2 separate regions of the Homo sapiens genome follow, and region 1 is linked to region 2. Evidence: chromatin loops called from intact Hi-C (ENCODE). Cell type or tissue: endothelial cell of umbilical vein. All regions are shown on one strand. Links, peaks and the distances in the headings refer to the core of each region. The heading gives the core; the rest is flanking DNA. Region 1 has its middle 92 kb from the start of TRIM77. Region 2 overlaps TYR (tyrosinase).

The links. Peaks named below come from ENCODE experiments on the same cell type or tissue, not always from the same donor. Only the 100,000 strongest peaks of a DNase experiment are listed, where the experiment ranks them.
Region 1: it touches region 2 in a loop (14-fold over the local background); 6 of 110 quality-filtered maps call a loop at or near these places.

The regions. Positions count from the first base shown.
Region 1 is chr11:89,611,430-89,624,609 of GRCh38, forward strand. It overlaps the pseudogene LOC124902843. Among named protein-coding and RNA genes, the nearest start is that of TRIM77, 92 kb to the right of the region's middle. RefSeq lists a silencer at 3,112-3,406. In endothelial cell of umbilical vein, for the core only: no CTCF peak of the experiment used is centred there; a DNase peak (open chromatin) is centred at 3,182.
Region 2 is chr11:89,200,269-89,213,448 of GRCh38, forward strand. The region is part of intron 2 of TYR (tyrosinase); the gene reads left to right. Among named protein-coding and RNA genes, the nearest start is that of TYR, 29 kb to the left of the region's middle. In endothelial cell of umbilical vein, for the core only: no CTCF peak of the experiment used is centred there; a DNase peak (open chromatin) is centred at 5,323.

The sequences.
Region 1 (13,180 bases), core at 1,670-9,669, 410 kb after region 2:
TGTTCAGGAAACCCTGGAGATTAGAAAGGAAGGCAGAGTAAGATCAGTTCTGTGTGCATTTTCCCAGAGGCAACCCCATCTGGCTAAAGCACCTGGGTCTCAGTCCCCAGAAACTGCCAGGTGGCCTGCCAATGTAGAGAAGAGAGTCCTTGGGAAGTTCCACCTGTGCCTTTTTCTTCTATGGGAGTCATTCTATGGGTTCAAGCTTCTTTTCTGAGGACAATACTGCATCCTGCCTCCATTGCTTCTTGTCCCCCTTTGTCATGACGGAGTATGCCTCTGACTTTGATATTAGGATTGGATCCTTCCCTGAATCTCCCTCAAATAGCACTTACTTCTCCAATTTAAAATCTAAAACTTGCCCTATGCATACCTTCCCTCCCTCATTACAATACTAGTTCATAGGGTTTGATTTTGTAGAGCTTTGTTAAAGAAGTTTAGATTTAATAATTTTAAATGAGTCATTGATTATTTTGTTCTGATAAGTCAATATTTTAAGATGATGTTCTTGTTCATGGATTCAATGAGCATAAAATTTGTGGCTGGAATTGATTGGGAGCAGATAGAAGGACTCAGAGTTGTACTAGCCAATAATCCAGCCATGGTGTGATGGGATATTCACACGGCTCCCCCTGCCTATGTCCTTTTTTGGAATGAGAAAAGAAAAAGTTGTATCAGTGGTTTACAATATTTATGGTAGCTATCGGCAATGCACATTGAATGAGCAAACTGCTAGATGCTATTCTTCACTCAATGTGCTCGCTTAAGCAAATAATAAGAAAAATATATTTGAAAAGGGAAGACAAAGTTTGATCATAAATATATTCTTTCTGAACTTCTGCTTTCTGGTCATGTAATTCACTTTGGGGATTACAAAGGAAAAGTGAAAGTAGAGTCAAATTATTAAGTAATGCGTTATTAAGGAAGTCAGATGTGTCAGGTTGGGGATGTTCTGGCACAAAGTTAAAAAATAACTTATGTCCTGGTCCTGGTGCTGGTACCAATTGACTGTGTGATATTTGGCAAAACGCTTAGGTCTATAATTTTTTCAGCTATAAAAAAAGATATTCAATAATAAAAACTTTAAGATTTCTTCTTGTTCTAAAATTCTATGATTATAAAATACATAAATAATGGCTGAATTTAGAGAAAATTCATTCTTTCCTCTTTTATTCAAGCATTATCCATCATTCTTCAACCATTGTCAATTTTTCATGTGTACTTATATTTTATTAATCTATTGCACATGTGAACCTATCTCAAAGCCTGTTTAAGAGGAAGCAGCATATGAATAAATATTTACTATATGGTATTTAACTGTAATACAGAATAAATAAAACCAAATATAATAATAACCATTATTTCTTAGTAAAATGCATATGATCAAAATTACATTTTTTTGGAGTTGTAATATTGCAATGTTTTGAAAGCAATAAGATATTTTCACACTGAGGAAGCCAAGTTCAGTTGTTTGTTGATAATTTGAGGAAGTGCACATATAAGTCACATATAGAAGGCACCATTAACTTCTCTGGTGAAGAAAGGCATTAGTATGGGGAATTCAAAAACAATTACATTATATCTTACTCTGAATGGAGTTTACAAAATTATGCTTAAACATGTCAATGTCTAGTGTCTTAAGGACTAACGATACTTCAAATTACATAATGGGATTCCAATCCAGTTTAGTTTCACATGCAACCAGAGCTCTGAAGAGAATGAAAATTATCACCTCTAATTCCAAGCAAAACTGACTTCCTTATTTCTTCAAGTTTACTTTCTCTAAGCAATTAATATTTTCATTTAAATAACACTTTCTGTGGATTAGAGAAAGCTTGGTGTCAGAGACTTGTATTTAAGTTCTGACATCTTCTTTTACTAGCCATGAGACATTGAGCAAGGCCATAAATTCTTTGAACTTCAATATCATCATTTGGCAAGTAAAATTTATAATAGAGTGATAACTATACTATGTTCTTCAAAGGGATATGGCTAAGATATAACAAAATTGTTCGTGTGGAAATTATTTTGAAAACTAAGTTTATAATGACTTACCAGGGATAACATAAAACAAAATGTAACAATATAAAGAAACAAGTGACATTTGCTGAATTAATTATATTAAATACAAATGCTATGAAGTAAACTGAATTAAAACAAAACAAAACAAAATATGACTTTACCTTCAAGGATGACATGATCTGCCTTTGAAAACATATAGGCAAGAACAACTAATATTCTTCAACTAACACCATAGAAGTTTGTATAAATCTCTAAAACTCTCTGCAGCTCAGTTTTCCTTAGCTATAAAGAGTGAGTATTGGTTTGGTAGTCCCCATGTTTTCTGGAAGTCCTTAACGTATTATTTGAGGAGACTATTTGGAAGAAAGCTGACATTTTTAAAAAGATTTGGCATTAATGTAAGAAAATGTTGTAGTATATCTTAATTGCAGAAACAAGAATTGAAAAGAACAATAGTATCTTTAAATCATATCAATCTCTAAGAATAGTGAGTAGAATGATTGACTAAATAACCTACAAATGAATAACACTCGATAGTGACTTGGATGTTTATGATAACCATGACAACAAAACACCATGTTGCTAACCTATTAAGAGTTTCTTTAAAAATGTAAAGTACTGTGAGCCATCATGAAAAACTGCTAGGTTTTCAATTAAACTCTCAACTTTGGCATGTGTGCTTCATAAGACCATAAAATGGGCACTGTACTTTGCACGGTGCCATGTGATACTGTTTTCAGTAACCAGAGCACTAAAATTCTGCAAGTAGCATCAGTCCTAGGCTGTCAGGCAGAACAAGGCACGGGTGCTTCATCTTGAGGGAGTGGAACTCTGCATTTTTCAAATCAAGTCTGTAATAAAAATGATCCCTTAGACCATATAGTGCTATATATATCTATATCTATATAATCTCATATGATGCTGCCAAGTAGGTACAATAGGTAGAATTCTCCAATTGTATAGATGAGGGAAAACAACACATGTGACTGAGGTTATGTAGCAAATAAATGACAGAGCCAGAACTAGACCTTGTATTTTTTAACCTACAGTCTAATCTTGTGTTCTGTATGCTTGTTTGTTTTCCTGCTCCAGACTTGTCAACAATAATTATGGCTATTATTTTCCGAGCACTTAACTACGTGTCAGGCACGATGCCGAGTTTTTCAGATACTCCCTTTCTTGTAATCAATTTTTTGTCTTTGCTGCCCCCTCTGTCAGAAAGAAAAAAAAAACTCATTGTATTTAATAAGCAAGGAAACTGAAGCTTGGGTAGAAGAAACACAGCACCTTGACGATGGTCACATAGCTACCAAGAGGTAGAGCCTGGACCCACAGTCATGTCTGCCTGTCTTCAGCTTTTCCTATCCCCTCACTTGGGCAGCTTGTATATCTCTGGCAGCTGCCATCTCAGAAGTTTCTTCCTCAAGAGGTTGTGTTTCCTTGAAACAAAAAGCAGTTTGACTTAGAAATATCAAGACAGTGCAATGAAAGACCTTGCACTATTGCCCTTTTAGGGTCTATGATATCTAAGATTGGAGTGTGATATTATTTTATGTGACCTATACATGCTGAGTTTAAATCTCATGCCAGTCATTTTGGAGCTGAGCTCTCTATAAGGCAGTTTTTCTCAATTTCTACACTACTAAACATACTCAGTAACTGTGGATAGGGTTCTATGCATATCTACCTTCGGTCTTCCTCTTGTTTCACATGCTCAGAAGGATTTTTCTCCTGAACATTGACAAATATTATTTTAAAACTTTCACACAATTCAGGATGCTCAAATATATTTCTCATTGTATTTGAGCATCTTAGAAACTAAGATACTCTTGAAAAACATTAATTCCATCTTCCACTACAAGTGCTTATTCCGCCCCTTCTTTCTTTTTCCTTCCTACCTTCTTTCCTCCCTCCCACCATTCCTTTCTTCATTCCTGCCTTCCATTCTTCCATGTAATAATAATTCAGTGTGGCTGCTAATCATGAATGTGATCTTTGAGAACTCACTGTTTAGCTGAGGCAAGAGCCCATGTAGGTGTTAAACAACTAACATGTAAGAGTAACAATGTGTCACAGAACATACATAATGTATATTTTAATGTCAACTCACAGAGATCATAAAGAACAATTTCCTAAGAAACACCTGAACTGACTCCAGTAGAACCAAAATACATAAAGAAGGAAGGGGAGAGGAGAAAATTTTGTAAATTTCAAAGAGAAATCAATAGATTAATGTTAATTCAGTCTCACCTCCCAGCAAATCATTCTACTCTGTTGCTAAGCAGTAAGTACAGACCATATGCACTTCTCCAGTCTAATATGTAGTCTCAAACCTCTTTTTCTTTGCCTCTGCTGTCCCCTCTGCCTGGAATAGACTCCCAACCTCCCATGCAAACCCTCCTGACTATTTTTGAAGGTCAGCTCAAGGGTAAGTCTATACCATCCTCTAGCCTCTCACAGTGTGTTGCACACAACTCCACTGTAACGGTCACCACTTTGCTGTGTAAATGCTTGTTCCTGCTCTCTCTGTGCCATACTGTGTTATCTGCTGTTTCAATCCCAGAACATCAACAGTGTGGAGCATTTAGTAAATACTCAAGATATGTTTCAGGATTAGATAATTCTATAAAAGCCTGTGTCAACTTGTTCTATATAATAATTTGGGTATTAGGATAGTGCCTGTAAGTGTTAAAGGCTCCATGTAATTCAGACTGTTCTCAAAAATATTTACTCTGTGGTTCGACTCTGAGTAAAATAATGACAAAGAAAATGGCTGAGAATACGAGAACCCACACTATGGAAGGAACTACATGCAATGAAAATAGCTAACTGAAACATAAATATGCACAGAAAGAGATAAATGAGGCATTCATACAACAACAGTGTCTGAGTCTACCACAAGTGGGTTATGATTACAGGACGCTGTGGAGCAGCATGAATAAAAGATTAAGTGGTGCATATTTTAGGTAGGTGGATGGGTGAACATTGCAGAGAACTGGTTTTAAAAAAAAGCAAGAATATTCAGATTAGGTATTCAGAAATACCTAATATAAATAATTCATTTTCCTCTGAGAGTGAAACCCAAAAATGACAGTCACTAAAAGTATATTTACATGACACCTTAAACAAATTTTGTGTAATGTTTTTATAATAAAAAAATGAAGCAATCTCTAGATGGAAAAGGTATTTCACACAATGTGTACCACCAATATACAGAGACTGTGTAGAAGTGAGAGTGACCATAAAGGTTTCCCCACTTCATGGTAGGTCAAAACCTAGCAGAGACTGTGTTTAGAATAAAATAGAGTATGCAATAGGTACTCATTATTCTCACTTATGCTGACTTTCCAAATCATCCCTGGTAGTAAAGACCTCTGGCTACTTTCCAAGAAATTAGCAAAAGAAGGGAATAGAATCACTGGATGTTAGAGCTTGAAGATTTTGAGGTTCTTTTGCCACCCTTATTTTCAGATGAGGATATCTTTCACAGGCCAGAAAAGTAAAGAAATCTACCAGGTGGTCAATTATTCTAAAATGACAGAACTGGGGCTAAAATCCAGGATTCTCGATTCCCAGTCCAGTGCTCTTTCTTACACACTAAGCCATGCCAAAATCCACTCTAAAATAAAACCCTAAATCTACTAGCCTTAACATTTATAAGGTGTTTCCACAAGGACATAGGTTTTGCTCCATGCCTCATGTGAGGTCTTTGTTTCCTTCTTGTTTAAAGAAAGAGTGACCTGGACAACAGTCTCATAGTGACATCTGGTGACTAAGTCAGGGTAATACAAAACATAAGAAGAAGACAAATAAAGTATCAATGTGCTTTTGTTTGTTAAGATTTAGGTAGGACAATTAAATCCAAAACTTAGAGGACACATTGTAATTCCTAAAGATTGTGTTTCATGGTTCCCTTCTTCTTTAATATGTCTACAAACAAGGTGATGTTTTATATTAATTCTCTTTTTGTAATAACAGTGAATTATTGCCAATCTTGTGGCATCTGAGTCTACATAAGCTATTCAACAAAGATTTATGAGAACCTACTATGTGACAGAAGCAGTTGTAGCTCCTGGGGACACAAAGCCTAGTTGTGGAATTAACCCAATACAGCAAACTATGAAATAATGTGATAAGAGCTAGAGTTAAGATATACATAAAATATGCTGAGGAAAGAGTGACTGACTGACTGGTAAGTCATAAATGCCTTAGAGAAAATGAGACCTTTTTAACTTAGCCTTTAAAAGTTATTAGGAGTCCACCTGACTTAAAAAAACAAAAATTCTCAATTCATTCTCTCAAATGCAACAAAAAGCATCCAAAATAAAAATATATTTTTATTAAAATTCATTCTATGAGTGTGATTGTCAGTGACATTGCTTCATTATTGATTAGCTTAGTCCCTGTAAAGAAAAATTATATGTTGCTGTTTCTGGTCAATAACACAGGTAGAGAATACCTAGTATCCTCAATATCTTCTATTTCCTATTTCAATTTCTGGTACAGAGGTCTGGGGAAGAAACCCCAGAGTTGCCTGCCTTTAAGTATTCAATTGTTACTTATATAGGGTCTTCTATATATCAGGTTCTCTTTATGGTGCTGGAAATGAAACAGTGAACAAAATCCATGCCCTCATTGTACATATATTCTAGAGGGGAAAACAGTCAATACATAGATATGTCACATATGTAGTAGGTTAGATGGCTGTAAATAGGAAGAGAACTGTGCAGGGATGGGGTTAGATAGTGCTGGGGTAGGAAAGCGTAATCTTAGATACGGTTGCCAGGGAAAACCTTCCTGAGAAATTGGCATTTGAGGAAAGGCCTGAAGGATGTGATGGAAGAAGATAAGCAGATATTTTGCAGATATTTAAGGAAGAGAGCTCCAAGAAGAGGGACAATCAGAACAAAAGGCCTTTGCTGGGAATGTGCTAAGAGTGGAAGCACACCAAGGAGGACAGTGTGGCTAATGAGTGAAGCCTGAAAAAAGTAGAAGAAATTAGGTCTGAAAAGAAGTGGGGACCAGATCATGTAGGGCCTTGTTAGCCTTGATAAGGAGGGTGGTGGGAATCACTGTAGACTTTGGGACACAGAGGGTGACAAGACCTCTGACCCAGATGCTATGTTCAGAACGGATAATAAGGAAGCAAATGCTGAATCAGAAATACCAAAAGTAAAGGATTGTATTTATCCAAGAGACAGCTGATGGTCATTTCAACAAAAGTTAGCAGTGGAAGAGGAGTAATTAGATTCTTGACACATTTAAAAGGCATAATTAACACAACTGATGGATCGAATATGCATGGGGAAATGAGAAAAGTCACTTCGAGAGTGACTCTGAATTGCTTAGGCAATGGGAAGAAATAGACATTTAATGAGATAGAAAATGTGCAAGAGGACCAGGTTTGGAGGAGCAGGACATCAAGAGTCCAACTTAGGATATATTAAATTTGATGTGTCTATTAATTGTGCAGGTAAGGATGTCTAGTAGGAGTTGAATAGAATCTCGAGTTCAGGGGAAATAACATTTGACCATCATCAATATTCAGATACTATTCAAAGGCTATGTGATATCACCTTGTGAGTGAATGCTGATAGAGAAAGGATCTAAGGACTGAACTCCAGTGAACTCCAGTGGAGGGATGAGATAAATGAGTAAACAGAGCTTAGGGGAACATCTAAAGTGAATAGGAAAACTGAGAGTAGCTCCCAGAAGTCAAGTGAAGAAAGTATTTTAAGAAGGAGATAATTACCCGCTGAATCAAAGATACTGAGAGGCTGATTAAGACAAAGACTAAATTTATCACTGAATTTAGCACTATGGAAACCATAGGTAATCTTGAGAAGAGCTTTTTTTCTTAGTATGGTAAACCTTTTGAAGTAGATTCAAATGAGAATGGGAAGAGAGAAAAGGGAGAGAAGCAACATAAGAAATCTCTTTTAAGGAATTTTATATAGAGAGAAACAGAGGAATCAGTTGATAGTTGGAAATTATTTTAAAGAAAATGGGTTATTTTAAAGAAAAAAGGTATTACAACATGTTTGCACTATTGTGGGAATAATCAAGTTGAGACAGAAAATTATTTTTTAAGGAAGAGTCTAATTGCTGAAGTGAAAGAGAATGAATGAGACCCTGTGCATAAGTGTGATCAGATAGGAGCATGTACAGCTCAAGTAAGAACAGGAAGAAAGAGACAATAAACATGTACAGATAGGATGGGCTGGTCGATGTGGTGGTGAAAAGACATGCGAGTTATTACTGATTACTTCTATTTCCCCAGTGAAATAGGAAGCCAGGTTCATAAACCAAAATGAAGAGGAGCGAGGCAGTATTGGAAGTTCAGGAAAAGTAATAGGTGTAAAAATATGTAAAGTAGAATTACCAGGGAGTATGAAGATACATTTCCAATTAAGGATGAAGAATTTAAAGTGAGGCCAGCCAATACCCCTGCTTTGCTTCAGCTACATCAGCTGCATAGGTTCAGGCACAGAATACATGGAACATTGTATTTAAATAGGGCCTGGATTTTACAAAAGTAACACAATGAAGAAGAGAGATGCAAGGCTATTTGAGGGTGTTTGTGGGAGAGATTGTAAAATATTAGCTAAGTAAGAAGGGGACTGCAAATTTTAGTGGTATAAAGGAATGAGGAAAAGTGTAAATACAGTGGGGTCAAAGAATGTTTGGAGCCAAGGCACTAGAGGCAATTAGCTGAAAATGTAGGTGATTATTGGTGAGTGACATGGTTTAAATGAAAAGTATAGAAGGGTACAATTATCCATCATGAAAAGTTCTAGGGTACAACTAAGATCTGAGTAGCTGAAGTAGAATGAAAGTAGAATGGACCTTTCCATATCCAGCCAGGTTCAGTGACAGAAGGTTAGGAAACAAATTATAAACCACTTGAGAGAACATATCCCCTAAGTTGTTTTTGCTATTTTTCTTTCAGCATATATTTGTTGGAATGCCAACTATGTTCAGTTCAATTAATATGGGCTTCTTAAATAAGGGCTCCAGCACTGGATAATCCTGCCATTTATTTTGATACATTCCATCCTGCTGCTCAGATCTATTGGCATCTACAGGATGTCTTTTGAGAAGATGGGCATTCACATCCCTATGTCCTAGCAAATTTCCAACTCAGAAAACCACATTAGGCTTCTCTATATATCTTCCAACTATTTCAATGGAAAATACAATTCTCTGATTTCTTCCTATGATATTTATCAAAGAGAATGGTGCCTGCCAGTTCTAGGGTGGGGGAACTCAATACAAATCACCAACCTTTAGATGACACCCTGTCTTCAAAGTGCTTTCAAAGTCTGGCAGAAAAAAAGTACCCAGTGGCTATAAGACCACCCAGGAGTTCAGTCATGCATTCTAAGTAGCAGATCACTGGAATGTAATTGGCTAGTGAGTTCATTTTACTCTTCTCTTCTTGGTCACATGTTACCGCCCTTGTACCCTGCACGTTCTCTTTCCCAGACTTACAAAGCATGTTCTCTTGAATTCGTTCTCTTTTTAAATTCACACAGTCTTAATGATTCTTCTTTCACAAGAGTCTTTCACTCTTACAATTCAGTTCAAGTCATCCACATGCTTATTATGAGCAAGGGTCTGGGACTTAGGGGAAAAGGGAATAAAAAGATGAATGAAATGTGATCCCTGCAGTCCAAGAGCTTGCTGTGAAAAAGGAAGTTTGGCTTACATTGCCTCCCTAATCCCTTGGCTAGGCCAGAACAGAATATTGTCTAAAACCTCCTCACGTCAGCAGTCCTCTGGGGTGGTGACTGGAAGTAGAATTTAAACAAAAATATAATTGACACATAATAATTGTGCATACTTATAGGGTACAATCTGATGTTTCGATATGTGTTTAAATGGGTGCATTGTGTAATGATCAAATTGAGGTAATTTATCCACCACCTTGAAGAGAGATTTTTCAATATTCTCATTGCGAAGAAGCAGGAATTTTTAGCAGACAACTGAGATGCTTCTTGTTCACACTAAGTCATTCTGACGATGGATTTACATAACTTGTTGTTTTTTTTGTGTGTGTGTTTTTGAGACAGAGTCTTACTTTGTCGACTAGGCTGAAGTGCAGTGGCACAATCTCGGCTCACTGCAACCTCCACCTCCCGGGTTCAAACGATTCTCCTGCCTCAGCCTCCTGAGTAGCTGGGATTACAGGTGCATGCAACTAGGCCTGGCTAATTTTTATATTTTTAATACAGATGGGATTTCACCATGTTGGCCCTGCTGGTGTCAAATTCGTGGCCTCAAGTGATCTACCAGCTGCGGCCTCCCAAAGTGCAGGGATTACAGGTGTGAGACACCAAGCCTGGTACATTTACATTTCTTATCTGGATCTTTCCTTTAGTAAGTGCTAAGGAATCCTACTTCCCCCAATATTTTTTCCTATTTCAATGTTTTAGCATGTATCATGTTACTACTTTGCAGACATTTGATTTTCCCCTTTGTTTACTGTAAAGTATATTTTTATAGCCTTTGTAATAGAAGTATTCTAAAATCTGCCTGCAACCTATCTTTCTGACTCTGCATTTTAGGGAATAATTCTCTGTTGTGGAATGAAAAAAAAAACAGAGCCTGTGGAGTCAGAGATCTCATTTCAAATTATAGTTATCCCTAGGAATAAATCTGAGTGACAGGTAGTATAGTATAATAATAAGTATAAAGCTATGGTTAAGGAAAACTCAACAACCTTATCTGTAAATTGGGATGACAACAGCCTACGTCAAAAAAATGTGAAGGTAAATGAGATAATGTAAGGCTGATACTTAGTAAGCAATTTAAAAACACCCAAAAAACTATTGCCATGATTACTCTACTTACTCTATTTCTCTATGCTCCAGGCAAATGAACTACTAATGACCCAGGGGTCCTTCCCCATTCTCTTCTTCACAAGGAAATATTCTCTCTCTGTGTGCTGTTTATTAAAATCTACTGCCCCTTTTAGAAGCCTTTCCAGATCATCCCATGGCCAAGAACGATCGCTGCTTCCTCTTCTTTACATACAGATGTTTTTCTCCTGCTTGACAATTATTTTTGTGCAATTATTTTCCTTTTGATTGTGTTTTTAATGTCCCCCCCACCCCACAATTTTCCAGACTGTTTGCTCCACGAGAGAGGAGACCATCATCTCTGTGCTCACCGTTGTATGACCAGTATCCTGAGGAGTGGCTGTTACATAATTACATCAGGCACTCAATAAAAATTTGATGAATAAACACTGGATTTTAAGGCAGGTATCATATCTTACATAGCATATCATATCTTACATTTTATGTCCCTCACATAAATACCACAGAGTGAAGTATATGACAGATAAGGTCATTTCTCTTGATAAGTACATAGTCCAGTCTGAAACAGATATGCCAAAAAAAAACAAAACTGGAGTAAACAAGATGAATTGTTTTAATAGAGGCACTGTATTAGTTTCCTAGGACTGCCAGAACAAATCACCTCAAACTTAGTGGCTGAAAACAACAAAAATTTATTGTCTCACAGTTATAGATGTTAGAAGTATAAAATTAAGGTGTCAGTGGGATTGGTTCCTTCTGGGGGCTGTGGAAGAGAATCTGTCCCAAGCCTTCACACTGTAAAGTACAGTACTGGAGGGATAGGACTTCAACTTGCTCTATCTCAGATAGAGAGGAGCCATTTGTTGTGAATTGAGAAGAGGGGTATGTTGAATCCATAATAAGCACATAAAAACTTGGCTGGTTCATAGGAGAAGTAACATGTTTCCAGCTCTAGTAAAAAACAAATTGAAGTGGCCTATAAAAAGGTACAGAGTACGACAGAATGAAAAATAAATGAACAAGAATACAGAGAGGATGTGGTAAATTATCATGTTTCCCTAATATGTTATTGGACACTAAATGGTATTAGAATTATTTATCAATAATAATTCTAAACTGTTGCAATTGAAAGAATATATTAAGTGGTGTTATATGAGAAGTGCCAGGGCATTCTCATTTCTGTCCAATGGGAGAAACATTTTCGTTTGAGACCTCCGTGAATAATACAGTCTTTTAGTTAGGAGAGCTGCATTTTGAGTGGTGCAGGCAGAATGGCGATCTCTCACCCACACAAACACTAAGATAGAGAGAGACAGAGACAGAGACAGAGACAGCAGAGAGAGACAGAGAAAGGAAGTACAGGTACTCAGATAGAGATAAGCCATTTCTTGACATTAAGAAATAAAGTAGAATCCATTGGAGGGAAATAAAACTGCCTCAGGAACAGAGTTAATTCACATACACATGCAGGTAAACACACACTGCTTGATACTTACTGTGGACTTTGAAAATTATGAATGTGTGTGTGTGTGTGTGTGTACATTCAGCCCTCCATATCCATGGATTTTGCATTCACAGATTCAACCAACCATGAATTAAAAACATTTGGAAATAACAAACATTAAAATATAACAATACAACAATAAAAATAATACAAATAAAAAATATAGTGTAACAACTGTTTACATAGCATGTATGTTGTATTAAGTAGTATAAATCTAGAGATTACTTAATGTATACCAGAGGATGCATAGGCTATATGCAAATACTATGCCACTTTAAACTGATAAGAACAGATACTAAACTTCATCTTAGCCAAAAGTCAGAGAAACAATATAACTATGCCATTTTACATAAGGGACTTGAGCTGAGCATCCTCAGATTTCAGTATCTTTGGAGTTCCTGGAAACAATTCCTTGTTTTATATATATATATGTGTGTGTATATATATATATATATATACACACATATATATATATATATATATATGATAGCTACTGAGTGACAGGTGATATTATACCATACCACTTGTCACTCAGTAGCTGTATATGCATATGTATATATATACATATACATATATGTGTGTATGTGTATGTGTGTGTGTGTGTGTGTGTGTGTGTATGCTGTCTTTCCTCGGTATCACAGGGAATTGGAGATATATATATTCTTTTCAGTACAAAAAAAATTGAACACAGATGGGTATGGTACCAGAACAGAAGGTAAAGACACATGAAAAAAATTTGCAACAACATGAATGGAACTGGAGATCATTATTTGAGGAGAAATAATCCAGGCACAGAAAAACAAGCATTTTATTATTTTAGGTGAAAGACAAA
Region 2 (13,180 bases), core at 1,907-9,906:
GATTTCTCCATATTGGCTGGGCTGGTCTCAAACTCCTGACCTCAAGAGATCCACCACCTTAGCCTCCCAAAATGCTGGGATTACAGGCTTGAGCCACCACACCTGGCCTAACTTCAAGGTATCAAAGACAAATTAACAATGTCTGATGCATACATAGGACTGCTTTGTAATCTTCTACACTAATGATTTGTACTATTTTGGTTTCAGAATCCATTTATAACTCTTACAATATATGAAAAATTTCTGCCAGCTTTTATTTATGTGGGTTATATTTATGACTACTTCTCATTTGTAAAACTGAAATAAAAAGATCTTGCATATTTGTATTAATTTATTTAAAAAATTAATTTGTTATGTGATAGTATAAATAATATAATTTTAATATTTCAAAAATACTAAGTGGAATGAGATTACTTTATATTTTTTAAAAACACACTACATCTGACTACTTCTACATTCAATATATTATAATTTATTGTTTGGTTGAAGAACTTGATGAAAATCTAGCCTCACACAACTATGTAATCAGAATAGAGAGAAGTATTTTTAAAAACATTTTCAGATAATTGTAGATCCTTTCTTTTTGATACTAAAACTTCACAAATGGTAATTTCCTCAGAGTTTAATTACACTGTCAAATCTGAAATCATATCAATGAACTTTTTGTCCTTGCTACATTAAAGTCCATTGATCTGTCTAGCATCATGAATGAGTATTTTACCCATTAGTGATTTTATAATAGCATGCATTGGTCATTTGTAAAATACTCAGTTAAGTGATCTTCCAAATGTTAAAATATCTCATTATACAATATTCAAAATCACATTATTAATATCACCACCAATCTCATCAGAAATATCTTTAAGTATGAAGACATTGACAAGCTCATAATGATGTTATCAATTTTTCTTAATTTAAATTTTTGCTTGAAAACTCAAATTGTAGCATTGGCAAAAAAGAAAAAAAATACCATTAGCTTTTTTTTTCTGTTTAAGTGACAGACTTGCTTTGTTCACATAAGAAGTCTGCCAAATGCCTGTCTAAATAGCCAGTTTATCTCTGAATCCTACATTCAAGTGAAAATGATTTCCTGTGGGAAACATGATTATTTCAGCTCTCAACACAAATAATGGCACAAATGTTTTTTCCCTAGACGAACATATTTCAGAATGCAGCATAAATAGTGCATATGTAGGTTCCATTTTGTGAAACAGAAAATTAAAAAGGCATGTAAAAAAAGATAGTTTAAAAAATTGTTTTGCTTCATTATGGACATTAAGTGAAACTTGCATTTATTCATTTTTACTGCAAGTCTGTGGCTGGTGAAGAATATAATAATTACAGTACACTTGGTTGCCACTACCTTGATTTGTGCTAAGACACCAGAAGATTTGCCCACCATTGCTTTTGCACCATCAGTGCAAATGTGAACACAGAAAAAGGCAAAATCACATCATAGTATCATTAGGAAAATAGTTTTGACATTGCAAATCCTCTGAAAGAGTTTCAGGGACTTCAAGGGGTCTGTTGGCCCCATTTTGTTAAGCAATAAAATATTGGGATTGTAGAATAATTTCTTTTTTAAAAATAAGGGCATCTGGGAAGACCTTATTAATTTCAAATACAATTCTGCATTTTCAGGATGAAATGTCAAAGAATGTTGATATCTAAAGGCACATTTGCGAAATCCAAAAAGACATGGTGGCTAACAACGTACATTATCAGGCCTTTCCTCTAGAGATTTTGGTTCAGTAGGTCTGGCAGTGGAAGTGGGGGTGTTTATGACCTCCAGTGAGCCACAGTGACTTATATAATAATGTTATATATATATGTGTGTGTGTGGAGATATAGATATATCACATAATTATTTGTATTTATATATTAAACCTTATTATCAATACAAAGAGCACACACCCACACACTTATTTTTGTGGGGGCAGGGTAAAAGGTGTTTTCCTGCAATGGTACATTAGTCACCTTGCTTCTCTCTCTGGTGGCTGTTGAGGTTGTCTACAGTGGATTGGGTGCATCCTGAGGGCCCTCAACAGAATGAGGTCCACACACAACCTTCTAGTATTTGGAAAGTTGAGGGACAGCATGAAAATTGCACAGTAAAAGCACACACTGTTGAGCTATGAAAATGAAGCAGTTTTTTTTTTATAGTAAATAGTAGGTCATTGTGTTTCCCAAACGTGATCTAATTGGCTATTACAAATTATCTGGCACATATATTGATTCCAGATGTGATTAGTGTTCACTTGGTTTTAGGGTTTTACATATACGCCAATTTGGCAGTCCTAACGTGTTGATGTTGATAATGTTTCATGGCCAAAACTAGAATATATTTTCATAATACACACACACACACACACACACACACACTGTATAGCTGGATCCTAGGAAACTTTAATTTTAGTAAATGCCTCAGATGATTTTTATGATCAGGCATACAGGGCAGCTCTGCTCTATAGCTGGTTACTATATTCACATTTCTTTTCTTAAGATGTAATAATTAATGGAGGGGGAGCAGATTTTATAATCAACTGTAGAAATATGGTTATAAAAACTCGTTATTTCATGGCTTATACTTCTCTTCATTGCAAGCTCCTCTTACCTCAAGGACAGAAAAAAATGATGCTGTTTCTATGAAAAGATTTTTCTGTTTAGTAAAATCTCTAGTGTAAAAGGAGTGGCCTGTTTTCAATTTGCAAGTCTGATCATTAGCCTTTGATTCATATAACATAAATAGACTTCTTTGATATCTAAAAAGCTTGGCTATATTAAAGTAAGAAAGTAATAGATACTTGCATTTCCACATTACAAGTGAGCAACAGAGAAAACAAAATTAGTACTTGTTGAGCACCTGATACCTTGTACATTTTCAAATAAATCACTTGAAATTTGCAATTACACCATGAGACAGGTTTTCCCTTGATTTTACGGATAGGGAACCTGATAGTCACATGGTTGATAACAACCATAGTTAAGTCTACTATTCCAAATTCATCTGACTCCAAGGCTGATACAAATTCCACTTCACTACAAAGCCTTCTTCAGCCTGCTAAAGTAAAGCTGGGGACTCTGATAAACTCCCAACCCTGCCTCTGGTATATGACCCAACACTAACCACTCTGCTCAGAGTAGGTATCTAAAAGAAATTCTTGTGTGAAACAATGAAATTTTGGTGGGAAAACAGAAACATGATTGTCAATAACAAAAGTATACAACACAGACTTCTACTTCTGGGAAGGTAAAGTAGGTACACTTTTCTCTATTAGTCCCTCTAAATACAACCACAATCTCTGGACATGGCATATAAAAGAAACAGAAAGAATGTAAATAGTGAAGAGAAGAAGCCAGGTCAGCTAGGAATATTGGGATCTCACGGTATGATGGTGAGTCCCCTGGGTTTTATTTTCCTCATATATTCAAGATTTGGAGCTGAAGAAGCTTGTAACCTAGAAACACCCAGAGGTACAAACAAAAGTAAAACAAAACAAAACAGAAAGAAAAAAACACCAACAAAAGCCTTCTCTCTCTAGTCAAATGACAAAGAAAGGTGCAGAAAAGTTTTAAACAGTAACTACTCTATTTCATTCAAATTCAAAAACAGAAAAACTGAGGCACAATCCCCACCCAAGTCAGCAAAAGTTGACTGGGGAGACTAGACTTCTACCCTTACTAGGCTATAACAAGGTGCCTCCTCAATTCCCTTCCAGGGTGATGTAAGAGAAGGCTCAGTTTGCATTCCAACCAGGGAGGAATTAACCACTCTTCCTACTTTACATGGAGGCAATGTGGAGGACCTGCAATTCTATCCCCACCAGGCAGTAAAAAGAGGAATCCTTTCTTCCCTTCTGGATTGTTGTCAGAGGAGGCCTACTGGATAGTTAGGTCTTCTAGCACTGTCTAGTGGTAATTAGGCCACCCAATCCATGGCATTAGGGGAAAGTAGTTGAGGAGCAGTAATGAGGGGTATTCTTACCTCTCCTAGCAAGGAAGACATCAGTAGAGGCCTAGTGGGGAGCCAGGTCGGTGGGGAACTTGGACTTCTATTGCTACTTAAAAGTAATAATGCAGTGTTTCCCTTCTGCTGGAGCTGAGTCAGAGAAAGCCAGGAGATTATACATTTTTTTTTTTTTGAGATGGAGTCTTTGCTGTGTTGTCCAGGCTGGTGTAAAGTAGCGTGATCTCAGCCCACTGCAACCTCCACCTCCCAGAGTAGCTGGGATTCCCCTGCCTCAGTTTCCCGAGTAGCTCAGATTGCAGGTGCCCACCAACAAGCCCGGCTAATTTTTTTTATATTTTTAGTAGAGACAGGATTTCACTATGTTGGTCTGGCTAGCTCCCAACTCCTAGCTTCAAGTGATCCACCCACTTTGGCCTCCCAAAGTACTGGGATTACAGGTGTGAGCCACTGCGCCCAGCTGAGATTATAAACTTTTATAAAACAGAAGATTTAATAAGATCTGTAGTCTCATAAAATACCCAAAATGTCCAGGTTGAAAACAGAAAATAATCCCTTATCATACTAAGAAAAGTTACATCCTTGAATTAAAAAAAAAAAAAAGACAGCAGACGTTAACACTGAAGTAACAGATATGTTAAAATTATCTCAAATAATAGGTTGAAGCAAAAGTAATTGTGGTTTTTGCCATTGAACAGAATGGTGAAAACCGCAATTACGTTTGTACCAAGTTAATAGATTTAAAACACTCATTTTTGAATTCCTCAATGAATAATTATAAACATAGTTGAAACAAATGAAAAAAATAGAATGACTTCGCAAGAAAATGGAAGATATCACAAAGAACAAAACAAAATTAGAACTAAAAAATACAGTTACCAAAGTAAAAGTCTCAATACTAGGTTCAACAGCAGAATGGAGAGGAAAGAAGAAAGAATAAGTGAACTGGAAGATAGAAAAATAGAAATTACCAAATCTGAAAAACAGAAAACACACTGGAAAAAAAATTAAAAAGGCTCAAAGAGTTGAATAACTACATGAAAATGATTGAACTTTTGTGTTATTAGTGTCCTAGAAAGAGGGGAGAAAAATCAGTTCTAAGAACTCAATGAAATAGTGACTGAAAACTTCCCAAATTTAGCAAAAGAAACTACAAATTAAAGAATCAGAGTTAAACCCAATTTAATAAATCCCATAGCAATCCACATCAAAATATATCACTATTAAACTTCTAAAAACTAAAACAAATATTCAAAGTAGTGAGAAATTAATTATATCTTATCTATTGTGGAAAAAAATGAATGACAGATCTTTCCTTTGACACTATGGAGGCCAGAAGGTGGCACTGCATTTTTCAAATGCTGAAAAAAATGAACTGTTAACCCAGTGTTCTATGCCCAGGGAAAATACTCAGGAATGAAGGAGAACTCAAGGTCTCCTCAGATGAAGTAAAATGAAAAGATTTTGTCACCACCAAGCAGACCTGCCCTGAAAAAAAAATGGTTAATAGAAGTTTCTTAAGAAGAAGGGAAATGATAAAATAAACTTTCTTAAGCAAAAATATAGGGAATTCAACAGACTTCTGTTGAGTTTTCTAAATTGTGATTTAATGGTTGAAACAAAAATAAAATTTTATGTCATTCATCTAAATGAACATAAGATAAATATTTAAGACAAATAAGGTTTTACACTTAATTTGAACTAGTTGAAGGATGATGCCAGCAGAGATAAATTATGTAAAAATAATGTAATACTTAGATAAATCACCAATAAAGTGATACAAAGAAATACATTCAAAAAACTTGATAAATAAAAATGGAATTTGTAAACATTTTCAAGCAACTCAAATGAAGACAGGAAAAATGAACCAAAAAATTCAGAAAAGTAACAAACAGGAAAAAAATAGGTTTAAGCCATAACATTATATAATACTTATATTAAATGTGAATAGTCTAAAAATACCAATTAAGAGATTGGGAGACTAGATTTTATTTAAAAATGACCTATATTGAGCCTAGAGGAAATTCACTTTAGATATAACAATATTTGTGAAAGTTAAAGGATGGAAAAAATCATAAAACATTAATCAAAACAAAGTTAAAGTGGCTATATTAATATCTAATAAAATAGACTTCAGAGCAAAAACAATTATTGGAGTAAGAGAGGCACATTTTATCAAGATTAATGAGTCAATCCAGTAAGAAGACATCACAATCCTAAATGTGTATGCACCAAACAAGCTTAAAATTTGTGAAGCAAAAGCTGGTAGAGCTAAAAGGAAGAAATAGACAAATTCACAATTACAGTTGGAGAATTCAATACTGCTGTTTAACCAACAGGACTAGGCAAAACATCTGCAGTGATAAAGAACTTAACACCATCAGCCAGAAGAATCTAATCAACATTGATAGAACATTCCATTCAATAACAACAACAAAAAATATTTATTTGAAGTGCTGATAAAACATATGCTAAACATATGACTGCCCCTTGAGCCATAAAGCAAATATCAACAAATTTAAAAAGATTGGAATTATACAGACTGTGTTCTCCTACCCCAATGGAATCAAACTAGAAATCAATAACATGAGGGAAAGATCTTCAAACACTTAGAAACTAAACAAAGCACTTCTAAATAACCCAAGGAGTAAAGAGAAAGACTTAAGGAAAATAAAATACATTTAAATAAATAAAATTAAAAACCAAACTTACCAAAATTTGTCAGACATACTATAAAATTGTGCTGAGAGGGGGAAGTATAGTACTAAATGCACACATGTGGAAAGAGGTAAAGTCTCAAGTCAGTAATACAAACTCAAACTCCAGAACCTAGAAATAGAAGAGCAAAATAAAACCAAAGCACAGAGAATGAAGGAAATAATAAAGATAGGAGCAGAAAGCAGTGAAATTAAAAACAGGAATCAATACAGGATATGAATATAACAAGCAGCTGGTTTTTGGGAAATATTAATAAAATTGACGAATTAGCAAGATTGAAAAGGGAAAAAGAGAAAAGACACAAATTACCAATATCAAGAATCAAAAAAGGGATATCAATACAGATCTTGCAGACATCAAAAGGGTAATAAAAGCGTACTATGAGCACTCTATGTACATAACATTTGACAACTTAGATGAAATGAACTAATTCCTAAAAAAGCGCAAACTATACCACTCACCCAATAAGAAATAGACAACTTGAATAGCCCTATAAATGTAAAGGAAATTGAATTGGTAATTTTAAAACTACCAAAATAGAAATCCTAAGGAATAGAATGTTTTCCTTGAGAATCAACCAGGAATTTAACAAATTAACATAAATTCTATACAATCTGTTCCAGAATGTAGAAGGGAACATTTCTGAGTCATTTTATAAATCCAGTATTACCTTAATATTGAAACCAGATAAAAGGATGCCAAGAAAATGAGACAGATCAATATCCCTCATGTACATATATGTAAAAATTCTTAAAATATTGACGAATATAATTCAGCTGCATATAAAAAGAATTTTATGCATTGAAACAAATGAAATTTATTCCAAAAATACCAAACTGCTTCAATATGTAAATATTCTGTATCTTGACCCTTTCAATACCAATATCCTAGCTGTGATATTCTACTATATTACATAATATTTTTTCAAGGTTACCATTGAGGGAAATTGAATAAGGAGCACATCAGATTTCTCTCTATTATTTCTTACAGCTGCATATAATTCTATAATTAACTCAAAATAAAAAGTTTTTAAGGCCAGGGGCGGTGGCTCACGCCTGTAATCCCAGCACTTTGGGAGGCCAAGGCGGGGGGATCACGAAGTCAGGAGATCAAGACCATCCTGGCTAACACAGTGAAATCCCGTCTCTACTAAAAATACAAAAAAAATTAGCCAGATGTGGTGGCGGGCACCTGTAGTACTAGCTACTCGGGAGGCTGAGGCAGGAGAATGGTGTGAATCCAGGAGGCGGAGCCTGCAGTGAGTGGAGATCGCGCCATGGCACTCCAGCCTGGGCAACAGAGCAAGACTCCGTCTCAAGAAAAGAAAAAAAGTTTTTAAAAAGACAAAGTTCTTTAAGGCAAATATTTGAAATTTACATTTAAATAGATAGATGAGATAAAAGACGTATTAGGAACCCTATTTCAGTCAAGCAAGGAGCAATACTTACTTTTATTTATTGACCTTTCTTGATGCATAAACATCAAGAGAACCAATGTGTAACATCATCCAAGATAATATCAACAGTTATCAATATATGTGAGAAAAGACTTAGGGAGGACTTCCAATATATATTTTATTCTAAATTTTACATTATACAAACAGCTATTATCACTTTGTTTTCTGCCAATTTGAGATGAATAATTATTGTGCCAGAGAATAAAATAATTGCTCAGTGAGTATGCAATTCATCTGAATCTATGGATCATTTACAGAGAATCTCCTTAAAATATGCATCATAATTTTAATCACTAACATATACCCAAATCCCTAATTTTGTAAGTACTTCTAAAACATATCTAATGATCTTTGTAATCATTCTTCTTAGACGTATTTACTTTGTTTTTATTTATCCACCAGCATTAGCAATTGCTTATTTTTGTTGCTTACTTTATAAAGAAAGATTTTCCATATCAATCAATTTTTATGGCCACTATTTATGTTATTGTAAAGTAAGAACAAAGGTAAGACCTTTTGCTCAACTTTCAGTTGAGTTTAAATCCTTGCTTTGGGAGAGCTTCCAAGATGACTGAACAGGAAGAGCTCTGGTCTACATCTCCCAGGGAGATCAATGCAGAAGATGGGTGATTTCTGCATTTCCAACTGAGGTATCTGATTCATCTCATTGGGACTGGTCGGACAGTGGGTGCAGCCCACAGAAGGTGAACCAAAGCAGGATGGGGGGTCACCTCATCTGGGAAGCACAAGGGGTTGGGGGATTTCCCTTTCCTAGCCCAAGGAAGCTGTGAGTGACTGTACCTGGAGGAACAGTACACTCTTGCCCAAATACTATGTTTTTCCCATGCTCTTTGCAACCAGCAGACCAGGAGATTCCCTCCCATGCCTGGCTCAGCAGGTCCTGTGCCCACAGAGCCTTGTTCACTGCTAGTGCAGCAGTCTGAGATAGACCTGGCATGCTGGAGCTTGGCAGGGAGAGGGGCATCCACCATTGCTGAGGCTTGAGTAGGCGATTCTATGCTCACAGTGTAAACAAAGCAGCAGGGAAACTAGAACTGGGTGGAGCCCACTGCAGCTCAGCAAGGCCTACTGCCTCTTTAGATTCCACCTCTGGGGGCAGGGCATATCTGAACAAAAGGCATCAGACAGCTTATGCAGAATTAAACGTCCTTGTCTGACAGCTCTGAAGAGAGCAGTGGCTCTTGGAGCACAGCGTTCGAGCTCCGATAATGGACAGACGGCCTCCTCAAGTGGGTCCCTGACCCCGTGTAGCCTGACTGGGAGACACTACCCAGTAGAGGCCGACAGCTGCCTCATACAGGCAGGTGCCCCTCTGGGACGAAGCTTCCAGAGGAAGGATCGGGCAGCAATATTTGCTGTTCTGCAGGCTCCATTGGTGATACCCAGGCAAACAGGGTCTGGAGCGGACCTCAAGCAAACTCCAACAGACCTGCAGCTCAGGGGCCTGTCTGTTACAAGGAAAACTAACTAACAGAAAGGAATACCATCAACATCAAACAAACAGGACATCCAAAGCAAAACCCCATTTTTAGGTCACATACATCAAAGACCAAAGGTAGATAAAACCACAAAGATGGGGAGAAACCAGAGTAGAAAGACTGAAAATTCCAAAAACCAGAATGCCTCTTCTCCTCCAAAGGAACACAGCTCCTCATCAGCAAGGCAACAAAACTGGATGGAGAATGAGTTTGACAAGTTGACTGAAGTAGGCTTCAGAAGGTGGGTAATAACAAACATCTCCGAGCTAAAAGGGGATGTTTAAACCCATCGCAAGAAAGCTAAAAACTTTGAAAAAAGGTTAGATGAATGGCTAACTAGAATAACCAGTGTAGAGAAGAGCTTAAATGACCTGCTGGAGCTGAAAACCACAGTACGAGAACTTCATGAAACATATGCAAGCTTCAATAGCAGATTCAATCAAGAGGAAGAAAGGATTGAAGATCAAATTAATGAAATAAAGTAAGAAATAAAGTAAGAAGACAAGATTAGAGAAAAAAGAATGAAAAGAAACAAAGCCTCCAATAAATATGGGACTATTTGAAAAGACCAAACCTACATTTGATTCGTGTACCTGAAAGTGATGACGAGAATGACCAAGTTACAAAACACTCTTCAGGATATTATCCAGGAGAACTTCCCCAACCTAGCAAGGCAGGCCAACATTCAAATTCAGGAAATACAGAGAACACCATAAAGATACTCCTCGAGAAGAGCAACCCCAAGACACATAATTGTCAGATTCACCAAGGTTGAAATGAAGGAAAAAGTGTTAAAGGCAGCCAGAGAGAAAGGTTGGGTTACCCACAAAGGGAAGCCCATCAGACTAACAGCAGATCTCTCAGCAGAAACCCTATAAGCCATAGGAGAGTGGGGGTCAATATTCAACATTCTTAAATAATTTTCAACCCAGAATTTCATATTCAGCTACACTAAGATTCCTAAGTGAAGGAGAAATAAAATCCTTTACAGACAAGCAAATGCTGAGAGATTTTGTCACCATCAGGCCTGCCTTACAAGAACTCCTGAAGGAAGCACTAAACATGAAAAGGAACAACGGGTACCAGACACTGCAAAAACACACCAAATTGTAAAGACCATCAATGCTATGAAGAAACTGCATCAATTAATGGGCAAAATAACCAGTTAGCATCATAATGGCAGGATCAAATTCACATATAACAATATTAACCTTAAATGTAAATGGAGTAAATGCCCCAATTAAAAGACACAGACTGGCAAATTGGATAGTCAAGACCCATCGATGTGCTATATTCAGGAGACCCATCTCACGTGCAAAGACACACATAGGCTCAAAATAAAGGGACTGAAGAAGATCTACCAAGCAAATGGAAAACAAAACAAAAGAAAAAAGCAGGGGTTGCAATCCTGGTCTTTAAACTAACAAAAATCAAAAGAAAAAAAGAAGGCCATTACATAATGGTAATGGGATCAATTCAACAAGAAGAGCTAACTGTCCTAAATATACGTGCACCCAATATAGGAGCACCTAGATTCATAAAGCAAGTTCTTAGAGACCTACAAAGAGAGTTAGACTCCCATACAATAATAGTGGGAGACTTTAACACCCCACTGTCAATATTAGACAGATCAATGAGACAGAAAATTAGCAAGGTTATCCGGGAATTGAACTCGGCTCTGGACCAAATGGACCTAATAGACATCTACAGAACTCTCCACCCCAAATCAACAGAATATACGTTCTTCTCGGCACCACATCACACTGTAAAATTGACCACATAATTGGAAGTAAAACACTCCACAGCAAATGTAAAAGAACAGAATCACAACAAACTGTCTCTCAGACCACAGTGCAATCAAGTTAGAACTCAGGATTAAGAAATTCACTCAAAACCACACAACTACATGGAAACTGAACAACCTGCTCCTAAATGACTGCTGGGTAAATAACAAAATGAAGGCAGAAATAAAGTTGTTCTTTAAAACCAATTATAACAAAGACACGACGTACCAGAATCTCTGGGACACATTTAAAGCAGCGTGTCGGGAGAAATTTATAGCACTAAATGCCCACAAGAGAAAGCAGGAAATATCTAAAATTGACACCCTGACATCACAAGTAAAAGAAGTAGAGAAGCAAGAGCAAACACATTTAAAAGCTAGCAGAAGAAATAACTAAGATCAGAGCAGAAATGAAGGAGACAGAGACAAGAAAATCCCTTCAAAAAAATCAATGAATCCACGAGCTGTTTTTTTGAAAAGATCAACAAAATAGATAGAACATTAGCAAGACTAATAAAAGAGAGAAGAATCAAATATATGCAATAAGAAATGATAAAGAGGATATTGCCACTGATCCCCCAGAAATACAAACTACCATCAGAGAATACTATAAACACCTCTATGCAAATAATCTAGAAAATCTAGAAGAAATGGATAAATTCCTCAACACATACACCCTCCCAAGACTAAACCAGGAAGAAGTTGAATCTCTGAATAGACCAATAACAGGTGCTGAAATTGAGGCAATAATTAATAGCCTACCAACTAAAAAAAGTCCAGGATCAGATGGATTCACAGCCGAATTCCACCAGAGGTACAAAGAGGAGCTGGTACCATTCCTTCTGAAAATATTCCAATCAATAGAAAAACAGGGAATCCTTCTTAATTCATTTTATGAGGCCAGCATCATCCTCATACCAAAGCCTGGCAGAGATACAACCGAAAAAGGAGAATTTTAGGCCAATATCCCTGATGAACATCGATGCGAAAATCCTCAATAAAATACTGGCAAACTGAGTCCAACAGCACATCAAAAAGCTTATCCACCACAATCAAGTTGGCTTCATCCCCGGGATGCAAGGCTGGTTCAACATACACAAATCAATAAATGTAAATCCATCACATAAACAGAACCAACCACAAAAACCACTTGATTATCTCCATAGATGCAGAAAAGGCCTTCAACAAAATTCAACAGCTTTTCATGCTAAAAACTCTCAGTAAACTAGGTATTGATGGAACGTATCTCAAAATAATAAGAGGTATTTATGACAAACCCGCAGCCAATATTATACTGAATGGGCAAAAACTGGAAGCATTCCCTTTGAAATCCAGCACAAGACAAGGATGCCCTCTCTCACCACTCCTATTCACATAGTATTGGAAGTTCTGGCCAGGACAATCAGGCAAGAGAAAGAAAAAAAGGATATTGAAATAGGAAGGGAGGAAGTCCAATTGTCTATTTGCAGATGATATGATTGTATATTTAGAAAACCCCATTGTCTCAGCCCAAAATCTCCTTAAGCTGATAAGCAACTTCAGAAAAGTCTCAGGATACAAAATCAATGTGCAAAAATCACAAGCATTCCTATATACCAATAATAGACAAAAAGAGAGCCAAATCATGAGTGAACTCCCATTCATAATTACTATAAAGAGAATAAAATACCTAGGAATCCAACTTACAAGGGATGTTAAGGACCTCTTCAAAGAGGACTACAAACCATGGTTCAAGGAAATAAAAGAGGACACAAACA